Regions from separate parts of the Homo sapiens genome. Here region 1 is linked to region 2. Evidence: read pairs that join two places in POLR2A ChIA-PET (ENCODE). Cell type or tissue: B cell. All regions are shown on one strand. Links, peaks and the distances in the headings refer to the core of each region. The heading gives the core; the rest is flanking DNA. Region 1 has its middle 14 kb from the start of LINC01475. Region 2 overlaps SLC25A28 (solute carrier family 25 member 28).

What was found. ChIA-PET counts read pairs that join two places held together with the same protein. Peaks named below come from ENCODE experiments on the same cell type or tissue, not always from the same donor. Only the 100,000 strongest peaks of a DNase experiment are listed, where the experiment ranks them.
Region 1: POLR2A ChIA-PET joins it to region 2 with 5 read pairs; 2 of 35 experiments call an interaction of 5 or more read pairs at or near these places.

Annotation. Positions count from the first base shown.
Region 1 is chr10:99,515,314-99,518,225 of GRCh38, reverse strand. No RefSeq gene overlaps it. Among named protein-coding and RNA genes, the nearest start is that of LINC01475, 14 kb to the left of the region's middle. In B cell, for the core only: no CTCF peak of the experiment used is centred there; no DNase peak of the experiment used is centred there.
Region 2 is chr10:99,610,736-99,613,647 of GRCh38, reverse strand. It overlaps SLC25A28 (solute carrier family 25 member 28), which reads left to right. Exons shown (of 4, transcript NM_031212.4): 3 at 1,049-1,105; 4 at 2,282-2,912. The coding sequence ends at 2,799. Among named protein-coding and RNA genes, the nearest start is that of SLC25A28, 8.2 kb to the left of the region's middle. In B cell, for the core only: CTCF peaks have their summits at 1,045 and 1,247 (motif pointing right); a DNase peak (open chromatin) is centred at 1,227; H3K27ac peaks cover 418 bases.

The DNA of each region.
Region 1 (2,912 bases), core at 159-2,658, 95 kb after region 2:
TGTGTGCTCAGTTCATGTCTCTGGGTCACATTTTGGTAATACTTGTACTATTTCAAACTTTTGGATTATTATTCTATCTGTTATGGTGATCTGTAATCAGTGATCTTTGATAATACTATTGTAATTATTTTGGGGTACTATGAACTGTGCCCATATAAAACAGTGAGCTTAATCGATAAATGTTGTATGTGTTCTGTCTGATCCACTGACAGGCCATTCTGCCCTCCCCTCCTCAAACCTCCCTATTCCCTGAGGCACAACACTATTTAAATTGGGCCAATTAATAACCCTACAATGGCCCGTAAGTGTTGAAGTGAAAGGAAGAGTCACGTGTCTCTCTTTTAAATAAAAAGCTAGAAATAGGACTAAGCTTAGTGAGGAAGGCATGTCCAAAACTGAGATAGGCTAAAAGCTAGGCCTCTTGCACCATTTAGCCAAGCTGTGAATGCAAAGGGAAAGTTGTTGAAGGAAATTAAAAGTGCTACTTCAGTGAACATACAAATGACAAGAAAACAAAACAGCCTTATTGCAGATATGGAGAAATTTTGAATGGTCTGGATAGAAGATCAAACCAGCCACAACATTCTCTTAAGCCAAAGCCAAATTCAGAGCAAGGCCCTAACTCTTTAATTCTATGAAGGTGGAGAGAGGTGAGGAAGCTGCAGAAGAAAAGTTGGATGCTAGTAGAGGTTGGTTCATGAGATTTAAGGAAAGAAGCCATCTCCGTAATGTAAAAAAAAATGTAAGGCGAAGCAGCAAATGCTTATGCAAAAGCTGCACTAAGTTATTCAGAAGACCAAGCTAAGTTAATTGATGAATGTGGCTACACTAAACAGCAGATTTTCTTTTTCTTTTCTTTTCTTTTCTTTTTTTTTTTTTTTTTTTGAGACGGAGTCTCGCCCTGTCGCCCAGGCTGGAGTGCAATGGTACGATCTTGGCCCACTGTAGCCTCTGCCTCCTGGATTCACACAGCAGATTTTCAATGTAGATAAAACAGCCTTGTCTTGGAAGAAGAGATCATTGAGGACTTTGATCATGAGAGAGCAGAAGTCAATGCTTGGCTTCAAAGCTTCAAATGACAGGCTGAATCTCTTGTTAGGGGCTAATGCAGCTGGTGACTTTAAGTTGAAGCCAAAGATCATTTGCCATTCCAAAAATCCTAGGGCCCTTAAGAATTATGCTAAATCTACTCTGCCTGTGCTCTGTAAATGGAACAACAAATCCTGGATGACAGCACATCTGTTTATAGCATGGTTTACTAAATTTTTTTTTTTTTTTTTGAGACAGAGTTTCGCTCTTGTCACCCAGGCTAGAGTGCAATGGCACAATCTTGGCTCACCGCAACCTCTACCTCCCAGGTTCAAGCGATTCTCCTGTCTCAGCCTCCCGAGTAGTGGGATTACAGGCATGCGCCACCACACCCGGCTAATTTTGTATTTTCAGTAGAGATGGGGTTTCTCCATGTTTGTCAGGCTGGTCTTAAACTCCCAACCTCAGGCGATCTGCCCACCTCGGCCTCAGTTGAGATCTGCTGCTCAGCAAAAAAAAAAAAAAAAAAAAAAAAAATCAAAATATTACTGTTCATCAACAATGACCCGGTCACCTATAGCTCTTATGAAGAGGTACAAGGAGATTAATGTTATTTTCATGCCTGCTAACACAGTATCCATTCTGCGGCCCATGGATCAAGGAGTAATTTTCATTTTCAAGTCTTATTTAAGAAACTCAGTGTCTAAGTCTATAGCTGCCAATATATAGTGATTCCTCTGATGGATCAGAGCAAAGTCAATTGAAAACCTTCTGGAAAGGATTCACCATTTTAGATGCTGTTAAAAACATTTGTGATTCATGGGAGGAGGTCAAAATATCAACATTAACAGAAGTTTGGGAGAGGCTGATTCCAAGCCTCATGGATTACTTTGAGAGGTTCAAGACTTTGGTGAGGGAAATAACTGTAGATGTGGTAGAAATAGCAAGAGAACTGGAATTAGAAGTGGAGCTGTGACTAAACTGCTGCAATCTGAGGGTAGAGCTTGAATGGATGGCAAGTTGGTTCTTATAGATGGGCAAAGAAAGTGGTTTCTTGGCCAGGCGCGGTGGCTCATGCTTGTAATCCCAGCACTTTGGGAGGCAGGTGGATCACGAGGTCAGGAGATCAAGACCATCCTGGCTAACACGGTGAAACCCCGTCTCTACTAAAAATACAAAAAAATTAGCCGGGCATGGTGGCAGGCGCCCGTAGTCCCAGCTACTCGGGAAGCTGAGGCAGGAGAATGGCATGAACCTGGGAAGGTGGAGGTTGCAATAAGCCGAGATCGCACCACTGCACTCCAGCCTGGGCGACAGAGAAAGACTCCGTCTCAGAAAAAAAAAAAAAAAAAAGAAAGAAAGAAAGAAAGAAAGGGGTTTCTTGGGATGAAATCTGTTCCTGGTGAAGATGCTATGAACATTGTTGAAATGACAACAAAGGATTTCAAATATTCCATAAACTTAGTTGACAAAGCAGTGGCAGGATTTGGGAGAATTGACTCCAATTTTGAAGGAAGTTACTGTAGGTAAAATGCTATCAACCAGCATTGCATGCTACAGAGAAACCTTTTGTGAAAGGAAGAGTCAATTGATATGGCAAACATGATTGTCATCTTCTTTTAAGAAATCGCCACAGCCATGCCAGCCTTCAGCAACAACCACCTTGATCAGTCAAAAGAACCATCAATGTCAAGGCAAAAGCGTCTACCAGCAAAAAGATTATGATTTGCTGAAGTCTCAGATGATCGTTAGCATTTTTTTTTAGCAATAAGGTATTTTTAAATTATGGGATGTACAATCCTCTTGCACACTCAGTAGACTATAATATAGTGTAAACATAACTTTTATTTGCATTGGGAAACAAAAAAATTTATATAACTCAC
Region 2 (2,912 bases), core at 192-2,691:
CTTTGCTGCTGTCAGTGCTTTCCAGTCTCAGCATGGTTTGGAGCTGAAGCTTTGGGCTGGGATAGGCCAGATTATAAGGGAGGGACTTCCAAACCTGATGTTCTCAGACAACGGGCCGCTTCAACCCTGCCTTTTCCTTTGGGGCACCTCAACAAAGGGTTACAGTATCCTCCCTTACCTACCAGCTTGACTTGTTCCTCTCATCTCCCTGGCATCAACTTCTAATGCCCTGGTAATGTGGAGACACACTGAACTACCCCCAGTCTATGTTTGACAGTTGGGTGGTGTCCTGCTCCTTAGGGCAGGATTGGAGGCGACCCAGCCAGCCACCCAAGGAAGATACTAATGAAGCCCCTGCTTTTTGCCTCACCTTTTCAGGATCCCAACTCACCAGAGGCAGTTTGTGTTGAGAACATGACAAAGCCTCATGACAAAATGAATGGGGGTGGGGCCAAGGAACTGCATGAAGAAACCAGAAGGTTGTGTGGAAGTAAGAGAAAGGATAGCAGCCTAGGGCTTTAGGACCGGCTGGAAACCAAGTTGAGTGTGGAGAGGATGAGGGGTAGAGTAGTTCAGGACCTGAACGAAAGATCTTTGTAGACAAATGTTAGGCTCTGCAAATGGGTTCTGCGGCAGGACTGAGGTGGGATTCTGTGGTGAGGTTCTGTGAGATCTGACCACCTGGCCCCCGTATCTCCCTCCACTGGTGGCAGGTGATGTGCTGGCATCCCTAGGCAGCAGTGTATCTGCTTCCTGTCTGGGGTGTGAGCTGCATTTATTCTCAGAATGATCTTTATTGATAAGACTTGAGCTGGCCTTCCTATCATGGATGTGGAATACATTAGTGACCTTACAAAGTTGGTGGGAACAGATACTTTACCTTCTTAAACAGGAGTTTAGGAGCAGTGGGTCCCCATCTTTTGGACTAGCTCTTAACGTTACTTTTCCCCGCTGTAGTGTAGCACAGCCACTCCCCTTCACTGGGGGACCTCAATGAGTTGGTCAGCTCTCTTGGCCTTACATGTGGCAGTTGTTTTCTTGTTTGCAGGTGCGGCCGGGTGTGTGGCAACATTACTTCATGATGCAGCCATGAACCCTGCGGAAGGTAATGATTCCTCAACCTATCACTCTGTGGGCAGCTGCACCTGTATTTCTTTACAGTTTGCAGAAGAAAGCACATCAGTTTTGGTGGGAAATTCTGTTACCTTGTTTTACCACTAGAGGGTGCTCCCTCCATGTTTTTGGTACCTAACGAGGCACCCTCTTGGACAGGAAGCAGATTCACTGGGATTTTACTAATCCCTGGGGCTTCCCTAGAAAAAGATGTCTCCATGTGGCCTGTTTTTGGGCTTTCCTGGGAGCCTCCTTTGTCGTAGATTTGATCTGTCCTGAAAGTTTAGCAGATTCATTTTTCTTCAAAGAGGTGAAGATGGATTCTGACTTTTTTTTTCCCCCTTATGATTTGCAGGAATTGACACTTAAATATATTGCCTTTCTTATTGGAATGAAGCTAGTTGGGATAGGAATGAAAGGTTAAATCATAGAACTCAGTCCCTGCATTTCTGCTGGGATCTTGGCTTTTCAGTCGGAGGAAAATTCTCCAAAAACATTCTCCATGTGAGGATGAGCAAATATGAAGGGATAGCATTGTTGCCACGTTCATTTTCTGTCTGGGCAAGGCCATGGGGTGGAAAGAGCCAAAGCTAAGCTGAAGCTCCACAGAGCTCACACCATGTTATCTACTTGAGGGAGTGGGAGGTGTTTGAAGACTAAAGCCAACTCTTTTTGGCTAAGAATCTTTTCTTTGGTAGAACTTCTGTCTCCTCCCCTCTAGGAGGATCACCATCTCACATTTTAAAAGTTAGGTGCTCTTTGTATGCGAGGATTGGGATTGTTAGGGGCCTGTGTTCGTGATGATCACTATCATGGAGTCATTTCTTGTTGGGAATTGTTAGAGGGTAAGATCAGAGATAGGTACTTAGTTCAAGAAGACTCTCTGAAGCTCCCAAACTGTAGATATGTCCTGTGTGCGAACTGGCTGGCTTTACAGAAGTCCTGATGGAAGTGGGTTTATTGTTTTTTGACTCGTTACCAACCCTCTGCTTACTCCTTCCCCTCAAAAAAGGGAAGCTGACTTCTCAGGTTAGCCAGCAGCTCACTCATACTTTTTTCTCTCTCTATTCCATTGGCTGATCTGCTGACTTGGGGCTCTGAATCTGGATACTCTCCATCACCGGTTGGCTGCTGTCACCATTTCCTTCCTCGTTGATGGCACTACTAGTGGTCAAGCAGAGGATGCAGATGTACAACTCACCATACCACCGGGTGACAGACTGTGTACGGGCAGTGTGGCAAAATGAAGGGGCCGGGGCCTTTTACCGCAGCTACACCACCCAGCTGACCATGAACGTTCCTTTCCAAGCCATTCACTTCATGACCTATGAATTCCTGCAGGAGCACTTTAACCCCCAGAGACGGTACAACCCAAGCTCCCACGTCCTCTCTGGAGCTTGCGCAGGAGCTGTAGCTGCCGCAGCCACAACCCCACTGGACGTTTGCAAAACACTGCTCAACACCCAGGAGTCCTTGGCTTTGAACTCACACATTACAGGACATATCACAGGCATGGCTAGTGCCTTCAGGACGGTATATCAAGTAGGTGGGGTGACCGCCTATTTCCGAGGGGTGCAGGCCAGAGTAATTTACCAGATCCCCTCCACAGCCATCGCATGGTCTGTGTATGAGTTCTTCAAATACCTAATCACTAAAAGGCAAGAAGAGTGGAGGGCTGGCAAGTGAAGTAGCACTGAACGAAGCCAGGGGTTCAGATGACACTGCTGCATCCTGGTCACATTCTCTGTCTCCTGGAATGCTCCCACCTCAAGTGGAGTTAGAAGGAAGGTAGAGGGGCT